Linked DNA regions of Homo sapiens: all the other regions are linked to region 2. A link is a contact called in ENCODE Hi-C or POLR2A ChIA-PET data. All regions are on one chromosome and are shown on one strand. Each heading gives the region's core, a stretch centred on a gene start or an enhancer-like site at or near the end of the contact. The rest is flanking DNA. Distances are from core to core; before and after follow the strand shown. Region 1 overlaps PRKCQ (protein kinase C theta). Region 2 has its middle 26 kb from the start of LINC02649. Region 3 overlaps RBM17 (RNA binding motif protein 17).

What was found. A loop is a pair of places that touch in the nucleus more often than their neighbours do. ChIA-PET counts read pairs that join two places held with the same protein, here RNA polymerase II (POLR2A). Pooled maps may share reads with other maps.
Region 1: a loop to region 2 is called in a map with no recorded cell type, with 5 times the contacts of the local background. The contact joins two enhancer-like sites. A Hi-C loop is called at or near these places in 4 of 37 single-sample maps with no recorded cell type and 4 of 50 pooled maps. POLR2A ChIA-PET finds 5 or more read pairs at or near these places in 1 of 52 experiments (WTC11).
Region 3: a loop to region 2 is called in a pooled map, with 2.8 times the contacts of the local background. The contact joins two enhancer-like sites. A Hi-C loop is called at or near these places in 7 of 37 single-sample maps with no recorded cell type and 6 of 50 pooled maps. POLR2A ChIA-PET finds 5 or more read pairs at or near these places in 1 of 52 experiments (naive thymus-derived CD4-positive, alpha-beta T cell).

The regions. Positions count from the first base shown.
Region 1 is chr10:6,471,715-6,475,992 of GRCh38, forward strand. The region is part of intron 12 of PRKCQ (protein kinase C theta); the gene reads right to left. Among named protein-coding and RNA genes, the nearest start is that of PRKCQ, 110 kb to the right of the region's middle. RefSeq lists an enhancer at 2,286-2,465. Within about 2 kb of position 2,342, at least 7 of the 41 ENCODE cell types and tissues checked have a DNase peak (open chromatin) inside an H3K27ac peak, as active enhancers do.
Region 2 is chr10:6,298,993-6,302,929 of GRCh38, forward strand. It overlaps a transcript of PFKFB3 not described here. Among named protein-coding and RNA genes, the nearest start is that of LINC02649, 26 kb to the right of the region's middle. RefSeq lists an enhancer at 1-1,094. Within about 2 kb of position 1,544, at least 15 of the 41 ENCODE cell types and tissues checked have a DNase peak (open chromatin) inside an H3K27ac peak, as active enhancers do.
Region 3 is chr10:6,112,774-6,116,580 of GRCh38, forward strand. RBM17 (RNA binding motif protein 17) reads left to right here. Exons shown (of 12, transcript NM_032905.5): 9 at 735-808; 10 at 1,276-1,374; 11 at 2,466-2,538; 12 at 2,680-3,807. The coding sequence ends at 2,783. Among named protein-coding and RNA genes, the nearest start is that of RBM17, 26 kb to the left of the region's middle. RefSeq lists a silencer at 3,119-3,319. Within about 2 kb of position 1,683, at least 8 of the 41 ENCODE cell types and tissues checked have a DNase peak (open chromatin) inside an H3K27ac peak, as active enhancers do.

The sequences.
Region 1 (4,278 bases), core at 1,092-3,591, 170 kb after region 2:
ACTCCAATCTGGGCGACAGAGTGAGACTCCTTCTCAAAACAAACAAACAAACACAACAATGACAACAACAACAACAAAAAACAAAAGAGGGATAGTAGATTCACAGAAGGCATGCACTTTCCTGAGGCACTCTCTTGAAGGAGATGTCAAATGCTCATGTCTTCTGGGAAGCTGGTGACAATACTTTTGGGACTTTGTGAGAATGGCTGACAAAGGAATGGGCAGATAATATGGGCCATGAGCCTGGAAGAATATTACAGAGTCACATCAAGATGAGAACAGATCTGTGAGCTTAAAAAGTGGGCGTGTAGGGGCCGGGCGCGGTGGCTCACGCCCGTAATCCTAGCACTCTGGGAGGCCGAGGTGGGTGTATCACAAGGTCAGGAGATTGAGACTATCCTGGCTAACACGGTGAAACCCCATCTCTACTAAATATACAAAAAATTAGCCAGGCATGGTGGTGGGCGCCTGTAGTCCCAGCTACTTGGGAAGCTGAGGCAGGAGAATGGCGTGAACCCGGGAGGCAGAGCTTGCAGTGAGCCGAGATCGCACCACTGCACTCCAGGCTGGGCGACAGAGCGAGACTCCATCTCAGAAAAAAACAAACAAAAAAAAAGCAGGCATGTAGGAAAGATGCGGCATTTCAGATGCACTGAGTGAGTGTCTTGTTCTTTTAGTCCAAGAATTCCTGAATATGTATTCACTCATTGCCCGTTATTTCCTGTGTATTTGGACGAGAAAACTGTAAGGAAACATTGTGAGTGCAACATTAATTTCCCATAAATTACTGTGTGAAAATAAATAACATTTAAAAGGTGTTAGAATTCCTAAAATGCGTTTTACGCCTTGAGAGAGATGCGACTGTGATCTGAGTCACATATGGTTACAACTTCTGTTTCTCAGATTATAGATTAACTTGCTTCCTTTTTTCTCTTGTTCTGTACAATGACTAGAGAGAATTAAACAATTGTCAGGGACAAACACTTCCTGACTTCTTTTATTCTTTTTTTCTTTTTGAGACGGAGTTTCACTGTTTCGCCCATGCTGGAGTGCAGTGGTGTGGTCTCAGCTCACTGCAACCTCCGCCCCATGGGTTCAAGTGATTATCCTGCCTCAGCCTCCTGAGTAGCTGGGATTATAGGTGCCCACCACCCCGCCTGGCTAATTTTTGTATTTTTAGTGGAGACAGAGTTTCGCCATGTTGGCCAGGCTGGTCTCAAACTCCTGACCCCAAGGTGATCCACCCGCTTCAGCCTCCAAAGTGCTGGGATTACAGGTGTGAGCCACCGTGCCTGGCCGCCTCCTGCCTTTTTAATTAATGAATCTTGTTAAAGATTACCTTTTCCTTTTTTTGTCCTATTTTCCTTAGACCAGATGACAGAAAACCCATGACTATAGCACACTCTGTAAAAGATGTTAAATGTCCCTTTCCCAAAAAGAAACACTGCCTGTAACCAAGTTCCTGGAACTATGCACCAGCCTTGTATGAAAAAATGTAATCCTGCTAAAAATGCCTCTGTCTCTCCCTATGGAAACCCTAAAGTTCCCTCCTTTACAACTCTGACTTCATTCTTTTGGGGTGTTTCCAGGTGGGCCATCCTCAAACTTTGAGTTTGAATAAATGCTCTTTAAATTAGATTCTGGCCTTTTTGATTATTTCAGGTTGACAGCTGTAAATCGACTCATTTTTGTAAATTTGCTATAAAATCTAACATTTGCCAAATCACAGTTTGGTTACATAGCAGGGGAACCTGCAGAATGTCTGAGTGATCCCCAGTTTCTGAAATAACAACGTGTAAGCGTTCTCAGGATCAGAACGCCGCCAGAGGACGTTAAAGAAAAGAGGCTTATCTGTCACTACAGATGGGGGCAGCATGAAAAGTTAATTCTTGTCTTAGTGCAGGGACACGTCTTTGGAAGGATGTGGTTTCCGTGGGTTTTCTTTTCTTTGCTACAATTGTGGTAATTTCCAGGGCTCCTAGCTCAACTGAAAGGTTCATGGATTGCAGCATTTTTGAGAGCTTCAGATGAAGCAGTTTCTGAATAAAATGCTTGAAATTAAAAACTTTCTTAGATGGATTTTGCCTTAAAACTATGGAAATACCAGGATGACATACTTTTTAAAAAGTATCAAGTTCAAGGAGTTTTTCTTTTTAATTTTAAATGATAATAATATCTTGTAGTTAGTATGGTACTTTCTCCAAAAAAGATCCAAACTTCTCTGCAAGTGCTATTATTGTTATTATTATTATTTTTCACGTTATCCTTAGGAAGCAAAAAAGGAGAACCAGTGTCACAAAGAAATGTTAGGTGACTTGTTCAAAGTAACTCACACACTCATGCCCTGAAGCCATAACCGGAAGTAGAGCTTTGTGTGTTCTATGAATAGAAAGTGAAACTCAGTTTTCTTTTTCATAAAAGAAAAATTTCAAAGTGATATTGACCAAGAATGTTCAACTGGTGCATATTGGGAGTGTGGGAGTCAAGGGCAGTGATGTGAATCCAGGAACACTAGCGTTCTGCCTCTTGGCATCACCCTGGGAGGCCTCTCTTCAGAGGCCTGCAAAACCACGGCGGCCTGCCCTCAAATCCAACCTGAGGGAACGACCCAGAGACAGAGCTGTTCCTATAGGATCTAGAGCTACTTAGGTGTGAAATAGTAACACTACTTAAATGTCAGAATACAGATCGGCCTTTCAGAATTCAAAGGAGACACAGAGGAAGGTAGACTTTAGTTCACTTTTAATTTTTAAGGGAAAATTATTTCCTTGAAATTAAAAAGAAATAGCATCCTTACTGTGTTAGATGCATCTTTCCTTTCCAAACAAATTTTAGAAATAAATCCTCTTATTTTTCCACAGTTTTATCAGAGATAGAACACAGAAACTTTGGATACTTGAGTTATTAATCTTTCTTTTACTGCAGCATAACTAAAAAGAGGGAAACTGTTTCAGTGTTTATTTTTCCCTGTGTTTCAAAGTTTTATGGTTAATTATTTTTTTCTAATTGTTTTAAATCTACTTGTAAGTGGATAGTTAAAAGATTTATGACAACTCTTCTTGTAGACAAATTTTATTGTGGATTTTCCTATTTTTTTACTTTTTAAAATGTAAGTAATGGAAACTGTTAAAAATCTAAGTTGGAAATCTAGTAGTGCAAAAGTTGGCTGGCATCCGCACTGAAGGGGGTACTGAGAAGGGATCGTGCAATTTCAAGCCCTGCAGACTTTGTAAGACAGAAAATGTAAATATTAACAACAAAGAAATGTTAGAAAAAAAGTAAAAGAAAGAAGAGCTAGCCCTTCTTTCCTCTTGCCAAGACAGCAGCCTCTCAGAATGCTGATCTACGTTAGACCCTGAGCCAGTAATTTATGCCAGAGCCTGGATGATGTACAAAGTCATTTTGATCTAGCACACAGAAAATTCATTGTGAAGATTCTTTTGATTTGAGCCTCATTCAGATTCAGGTTCAGATTTCATGAATTATCCTGTACATCTATGTCCCCAGACGGTGCCGTCCCATTAGGGCCCCTGGTTTTACAGCTCCCAGCCCCTCTGCCTGTAACTCTTACTCTCTGTCCTGGGCAGGGGTAAAGTGGGTGCCTCAGAGCCCTGTTGATAAACGGCAGAGCTGGGCTTGAACTTCGGAATCCAAGTCCACAGGAATTTTCACATTTTGTAGCTTCCTAAATGGCTTTATCATATTTTCACCCTTCCATAGGTGATATATCCCTCATCTAGGAACTTTAAAAACTTTAACAATTTAATCCAAATGACCCTAATTAATAACAAGTGAATACCTGTCCTCAGAATCTCCTGAATAATCTGGTATTCAACAGGTGCGCTCTTTGGAGGCAGAGAGCAGATGAATAACTTCCTTTAAAAAATAACAATGCCCTGGAGAAGTACATAGTTAATTTATCTTATCTGATGTCTACACTAGCATACACAGGTAACTGTCCTCCCAAGAAAGGTCATTCCCAACATGTTCCCAGAACAAAGCATTATCCATATCACGTATCAATCGTTGCCTTTTGCATTCACTTGTGGTATTTAATCAGTTACTTTGACAAGCAAGGTTTGAATAATTAAGACATCTCAAAAACAACAACTCGGGGTGTTGGAAAAGGTGATTCAAGCTTCTTCCTTTGTTTCTTTCCTCTTTCTAAAAGGACTCAGTTCCTTGAGATCTGAGTCTTGAGCCAGTCAGATTTACATTTCATGTAAACATTCTCTGCTGAAGTTTTTTTTTCTCTCCCAGCACCAATGCTGTGGATGC
Region 2 (3,937 bases), core at 294-2,793:
ATCCTGATTTCATTTCCTTCTCGGATGTAATGAAAGCACTCAAATGATATTGATTGCCTCCTCTTTAGGTTGACAAATAAAACCTTTAAATTCTGTTTTTCCTGGTGTTTCCTTTGTAGGATTGGAAACGATGGTCTTGATAGCGCTGTGGTTAGCAAAGCATTAATGGCTCACTCTCCTAGGGGAGACACGTCAGTTGATACCATGCACTCTGCATGCAATTTTCAGAAATGGTGTTTGCTTTTTTCAACGTTGGTTGTGTTGCTGCTCTAGACGAACCAGCTTCTATTCCTGTCTTTACTCAGAGGTAGGTAGGATTCTTCCCCAGGCACCTACAGACCTGACTAGGATTTACAGGCAGGGGTGAGTCAGCTGACCCAGGAGGGTGGCATCCCATAGTTAGGACAGAGAGAGACTCACTGGCACGTGCTGGGTCCCTGCGTTGTCCTAACGTGCCTCCTTGCAGGTAGCATGGCTGAGTCAGTGTGCCGTGAGTCACAGGCTGCGGGAGGTGAACTTGAGCCTCACTCCGGCATTGATCTTTCGCAGGGATATATTGTTAGTTCCCGTCTGTTAAGACCGATAAAGGGTAATAATTTACTGGCCTCAAGTTTGTCTTCTCTTTGATTTCACCAAATCTTCTCCTTATACAGGAATTGCTTGACCTTGACTTTTCAGGAATTTACCCAATTTTATACTCTTGGCGTCTCCTGGGCTTAGAACCCCTTACCTCCAACCTTGCTCCCTGGCTAACTTCTACCCTTCCTTCAAAGCTCAGCAGAGATGGCACCCCCTTTCTGAAACAGTCCCCAGTTCCTGGGAAGAGTGAAGGCCTGAAGCTGTGTTGAGGGTGGCACTTAGCCCCTGGTTTGGAGCTCCATGTTTCCTTCACTGTCTGCTGAACATTTTAAGGCGTCGATTTGGACTTTCCTAGGCTTGCATTCCCAGAGCCTAGTGCAGTGCCTGTTCAGAAGACTTTTTTTTTTTTTTTTTTTTTTTTTTTTAGTGAAGAGGGAGGAATGTTAAGCCTCACCAAGTCTGATTATGCTAAGATCACTTAAATTTTTTCTGCCTTTTCAGAATACCCATTGTAGTTAGGGTTAGTACCCATGGTTTGGCACTTACTGGTTCTGTGGTTGTTGGGTGCCTTGTTTGTCTCTTCGGGCGAGATGCGAGTCACTCCAGGGCAGCATCTGTTCCTCATATTCCTCTCACATTCTTTAAAGCCTCCCTGTGTGCACTCAAGCCACACAATGAACCTTCCTGCCTTTGCCCACAAGGCTGAGAACTCTTCAAAGTGAGACTGTGTCTTACGCATTTTCACTTCCTCCATCATTTGACACAGGACCTGGCACGTAACAGATGTTTAATAAATACTTGTATTTATTGAATAGGAATAGGTAGTAGATTCTAGAGACATAGTGAGCTCAGCTCAAGTTCAGTTGCATCAGGGAAGGCTCCCCCATGCCCCCGGCAGCTCCCTCTCTCTGTGCCTATGCAACCTTTAGCAGCATGAGCTGCCTTGAAAAGTCAAAGCCAGCTTTTCCAGAAAGCAACTCAGCAACTCTCTCCTGGGGCCAGAACTGCTCCGAAACGGGAACAGCTGTGTATATTCTTTGATCGTTAGCAGGAAACGATGTGTCGTGTCTCAAAGCACCTTTTCATGCTGCTTTCTTATTAACTCCACCCAGAAGCCCTTGCCTTAGCAAAGCCAGTCTCGCGAGGCACCGTGGAAGTCCAGAGTTGAGTGCAGCTGGGTTTGATTCATTCCTGGGCTTGATTTCTGGAATCCTCCTAGATTCCTTCCTGGGTTTGAGTTCTGGAAGCCTTGGTTTCTTGAGGCGATTATGCTGTAGGTACTAGAGAGAAGCTACTGCCTTTGAGAGAAGGGTAATTACGCAGGATTTGAAAGGAGACAGGAAGCTGTGGGTGCCAGAAATAGAGGAATCTTGTTCTTTTATTTTTGGCAACATCCAGCAAGGTGGGAGGACACCTGAGGGGAGTGCCTTTCTGGTGCACCATGGAGGCTGGTCCGTAACAGTGGAAGCTGCCATCTTGCAGAAGATTCCTCTGCCCAAGCTTGGCATGGCCAGACTTCGTGGGCCATGTGAACATGAGATGATATCTTGCTCTGTGTGCCTTCCTATAATTTGGGGGGAGATGTTGACTAGGAGGAGGCATCCACCATTGGGCTTTTCATTATCTCAATGGAATGGTGACTTGGAATTGACTTTGACTCAAGGAAATAAAGTAAGATGAGGATTTACACATACCTAGATTAGGAAACTAACCTTTATACCTAGTACATATGTACACCTGTAAGGCATCTGGTACAGTCCCTGGGTGCTTCAGGGACTTCATAAAGGTGCATTTCCTTCACCCTTACTTATAAATAATGGTCGATGCATATTCTTAGATCATTTGAGATACATCCTTAAAAACTGTTGAGCATTGATCAAAATTTGTTTTGGAAATAAACTTGTTTTTAGTGCCCCAGAGAAGCACATTGTTTCCTAAAGTGAAGAATCCTCATTGAAGATGAATTGTGCTAATCTGGATTTTCAGGTTTTTTACTTACTGCAATAACAGATAGATTGAGGAAAGTACCCTTTTATTTTCTCTGGAAAGCACTGATGGATGTAACTGATGACAACTTGACCCAGTAGGGCAGTTCGTCTGCCCTCAAGAGCAGCTCAGCTCAAAGGGCGGTGTGGGGATCGCCAAGTGTGATGGAGGCAAGTCCCAGGTGAAAGGGAGCTCTAATTCATCAGGATTCCTCTATCTTTATAAGAGAAGCTAATTTCAAATCACTTCCTTCGTTATGACTAAATTTCAGGAAATGAGGATCACATTATTCCAGTGCAGAGAACTGGGCTGAGAGTCACATGCTTTATTATCTGCTCTGATTAATGACTAACCAACCTCGTAAGTTCCCCACCACACAGGTTAGTGACTGGATGATCATTTTGCTTTATCCACTTCCTAACAGGAGGAAACAGAGAAGTGAGCTAACTTTGTTATTTATACGAAGGTAACATACTTGCGATTTTTCTTTTCTTTTCTTTTTCTTTTTTTTTTTTGAAACAGAGTCTTGCTCTGTCACCCAGGCTGGAGTGCAGTGGCATGATTTTGGCTCACTGCAACTTCTGTCTCCCAGGTTCAAGCGATTCTCCTGCCTCAGCCTCTTGAATAGCTGGGATTACAGGTATGCGCCACCACATCCAGCTAATTTTTGTATTTATAGTTGAGGTGGGGTTTTACCATGTTGGTCAGGCTGGTCTCGAACTCCTGACCTCAGGCGATCCACCTGCCTCGGCCTCCCAAAGTGCTGGGATTACAGATATAAGCCACTGCCACCGTGCCTGGCCAGTTTTTTTTTTTTTTTTTTTTTTTTTTTTTTTTTTTTTGAGACGGAGTCTTGTTCTGTTGCCCAGGCTGGAGTGCAGTGGTGCAACCTTGGCTCACTGCAACCTCCACTTCCTGGGTTCAAGCAATTCTCCTGCCTCAGCCTCCCAAGTAGCTGGGATTACAGGTGCCTGCCACCACACCCAGCTAATTTTTGTATTTTAGTAGAGACGGGGTTTCACCATGTTGGCCAGGCTGGTCTCGAACTCTTGACCTCAGGCAATCCACCTGCCTCGGCCTCCCAAAGTGCTGGGATACAGGCATGAGCCACCGTGCCCGGCCCATACTTGTGGTTTTTCTATACCTATCTTCCTTTCTGGTGGGAGCCCAAAATAAAAATATGTGTGTGTATACACACACACACACACACACACACACACACATATACACATACACATATATATATATATTTGTGTGTGTGTGTGTTTTATGTGATCTTTCTTGGCTTTTGCATTGAGAAAGTCATCTTTGAAATTTAGAAAAACTGTCAGACTGTTGGAAGGCACCTTGGACATGGCGTCTCCCCAGTGCC
Region 3 (3,807 bases), core at 433-2,932, 190 kb before region 2:
CCCTTTCAGTATAGATGTGATTTCTGATTCTCTTACAGATTGTTTGCTTTGCGAGATCTGATGTTATGTTGCAGTCTCTTGGTAAATGATGCCTAGTTGGTGTTTTATTTTCATTTAATTTTTACAGTCTGTTCTGTGTTGAGGGAATTCAGGAAAGAGACAAACATATGTTAGCATTTTAATCAGGGAATTAAGTTTGAGTCAGCCTAGCTGAACTTCCTTTGCTAAAGAAAGAAGAAAACTTTTCTGGCAGCCCCGTTCATGCACAGCTTAGGATACATCACGAGCCTGACAGGTGAGTGCCAGAAACCAACAGTTGTCCCGACTTGTGAGGTTATCTGAAGTAAGGCAGCCGGTGGCTGGATTAGTAACTGCATATTCCCCTGGGCCCGTGACCTTGAACGTTTGCTCCAAGTCAACTCACCTATAGGAATTATCACTCACATGCCCTGTCAGCCCTTTGGGAAGTGAGATGAGCAAAAATTGCAAGTAATGGTGGAGGCTCAAAACATCCAGATGCTATTGTAAAAACATGCCAAAGCAAAGCAGAGGCTTTTATTGCAGATAAGGCTGTGTTTTCGCTCAGAGACCAATTGTGTAGATGCCTAGGACATAAATGGTGGGGATCGCTATTGAAATTAAATTAATTATTGTAAGTAGGACTCAGTTCTGTAACACATCTAATGATATGCTGCTCAGTTCTGTAACACATCTAATGGTATGTTTTGATACAGATGCATCCAAGAAGTCAGATTCAAATCCGCTGACTGAAATACTTAAGTGTCCTACTAAAGTGGTCTTACTAAGGGTAAGAAGCTGAGGAAAGCAAGCTCTCTGCCTGCCTAGATTTGTGTGTGTCACCCCAGCCTACCCTGCTCCCCCTAAAAGTTAAAACTGAAAATGATACTTTTGCAAATAATACTTTGGGCAGATCCCACGTAAGGCTGATTTTAGATTTTTCACTAATGTGTAAGTCTCTTTGCTAAGTACAGTGTTTAAGACTGCAGTGAGTAATTAAATATTTGAAATTGCTAGAGCTTCAGATAGTTTATACATTTTGGTGCTTGCATAGATGCTTTTGTAACTCTTTACAGGCTTAATATATGTTTTAGTGTTTTAAGAAATACTAACTTTTGGGTACTTTGGGGATGAAATTTTTCATTATGTCGTTTGGGATTGAGAACATTTACCATCACTAAGTCATATTTATATACCTCTGCTAGGTGTTTGTAAGTTATACTTGGTACTTGAATTTGTTTATTTTTGTGTTTAAAGAACATGGTTGGTGCGGGAGAGGTGGATGAAGACTTGGAAGTTGAAACCAAGGAAGAATGTGAAAAATATGGCAAAGTTGGAAAATGTGTGATATTTGAAGTAAGAGTGTTTTCTTTTGATGTTTATAACACAAGTTGTAATTGGCACATTACAAAACATTTTCTACAAACAGGACAGGGTATGCTATAAGTAACATTCTTACTGCAGAAGGTGACAGGCGTTGGTTATTTGTACTTCTCTTGCTCAATTATTACAGTTTTAAACATAAAGACAATGATTTCAAGTTTTATTTGATGAAGAAACAGGAATGCTTCATGATTGAGGATCAGTATGATGACTGAAGACCTTGATTCTAGCGTGCTCAGTAGTTTAGTTCCTTAGACATGCCTTTGGTTTCAGTCATTTGGTGAGTATTTAGTGCCTCTCACATGCACTGCACTGTGCGGAGAGCACTTGGATTACAGGAAGCATGCTCTGTACTCTCAGTGGTGTGTTCAGTTGAAGAAACACATAAAATAACTGAAAGATATTCAGTTACTAGACTAGGTAGTATTGACTAAGTTCAGGAGTTGAGAAAAGGATTAGATCAGTGAAAAAATAGACTGCCTTGTGAGCAATAGCAGATATGGGCTGCGCTTTGAAACGAACAGGTGGGATTTGCAGGGAAGGGTATTCTGATTGGGATAATGGCTCGTAGGAGACAGTGAAGATCAGGACTACCAAAATGGAATGGATGGGCCTGTTGGGGATTAGCAGAAGTGCTTAGGTGGGTGGAATTACAGAGGGCTAGGAAAGCTAGACAGAGCTAGTCAAAATGAGACCTGATGTGAAAGGCCACTAGGGCACCAGCCTTTTTAATCTGAAAGCTCTGCTTCCTCTGTTTCTTTATCCTGTTGCTGTTTGTTGACCACATAATTATTTGTTTACGTCATCAGCTGGCACAGGGCCTTTATGAGGTCAGAGACTGCCTAGCCCTGTGTTCCTGGCACCTAACAATGCCTGTCATAAAAACAGGCATTCAGTACGTTTTTGATGATGAACAAATTATACTTATTTCCTTGGTATTTGACAACTACTTGACTGTATATGATGATAATTAGAATATCCACTCTGAGAAATCATTTAAAAGAGAAAACTCATTCAATGCAATCTCAAATGCCTTTACTCATCACGCTCTCATTTTCTTCCAGATTCCTGGTGCCCCTGATGATGAAGCAGTACGGATATTTTTAGAATTTGAGAGAGTTGAATCAGCAATTAAAGGTTAGTGGTACAGCTAAATATTAAAGAATAAAAAAGTTGAATTTACAGCCTTAATCTTTACAAGTAAAGTTACTGTTTAATTAAAGTTAAACCTTTATCTTATAGGATACCTGTATTAACTGTCTTTTGTTTGCCTTTCAGCGGTTGTTGACTTGAATGGGAGGTATTTTGGTGGACGGGTGGTAAAAGCATGTTTCTACAATTTGGACAAATTCAGGGTCTTGGATTTGGCAGAACAAGTTTGATTTTAAGAACTAGAGCACGAGTCATCTCCGGTGATCCTTAAATGAACTGCAGGCTGAGAAAAGAAGGAAAAAGGTCACAGCCTCCATGGCTGTTGCATACCAAGACTCTTGGAAGGACTTCTAAGATATATGTTGATTGATCCCTTTTTTATTTTGTGGTTTTTTAATATAGTATAAAAATCCTTTTAAAAAAACAACAATCTGTGTGCCTCTCTGGTTGTTTCTCTTTTTTATTATTACTCCTGAGTTGATGACATTTTTTGTTAGATTTCATGGTAATTCTCAAGTGCTTCAATGATGCAGCATTTCTTGCACTAAAAAAAAAAAAAAAAAAAAAACTAGAAAGTTTTGGGACATGGGGTTATATTAAATTATTCTTTGTTTTTCTTTTTCTTTTAATAAAGCCTGCAAGTTACTAAATTGTAGTTTCATAAATTCTGTAGTAAAGTATCATCTTGGCAGTGTGCCAAAGGTGAAAATGATGCTTTCTCTAACAGAGAAATTCTTAGTGACTCCAGTCGTAGAAAAACGTCTTTACAACCTGAATAAGATTGAAGAATTGTGAACATACCATGGCCTATTGGATGAATCATTTGCCGTAGGCTAAATCAGACTGTAGGGTTTGTGATGGATTTATGGAGTATGTGGGTATAGAAATCATGAATCTAGCATTTGTTTTCAGAGATTCAAGCATAGTCTTAAGGGTAGATCAGAAATGACAAATGAATTCAAAACCTAGCAGGTGCATTGTAAATGTGTGCCCAGTTATGTTTTGGAAATGGCAGTTCCTTGGGGTCATGTTTCTACTGGCAAAATTTGCAATAGTGTTCTATTGTATGTAATTTTAAAATTTATAAGATTATCCACGTTGGCCAAGTAAACTGTACTGCCAATAGAATTCTGGAATTGTGAGAAATTGTATCATTGAAGTTCAGTAGGATGTGTGGCTTAAAAATTTATCAGGACCACAAAAAAGAAAACAAAAATATTTGGTACTGAGGTTCATTGCCAGGGCAGGAGGTAT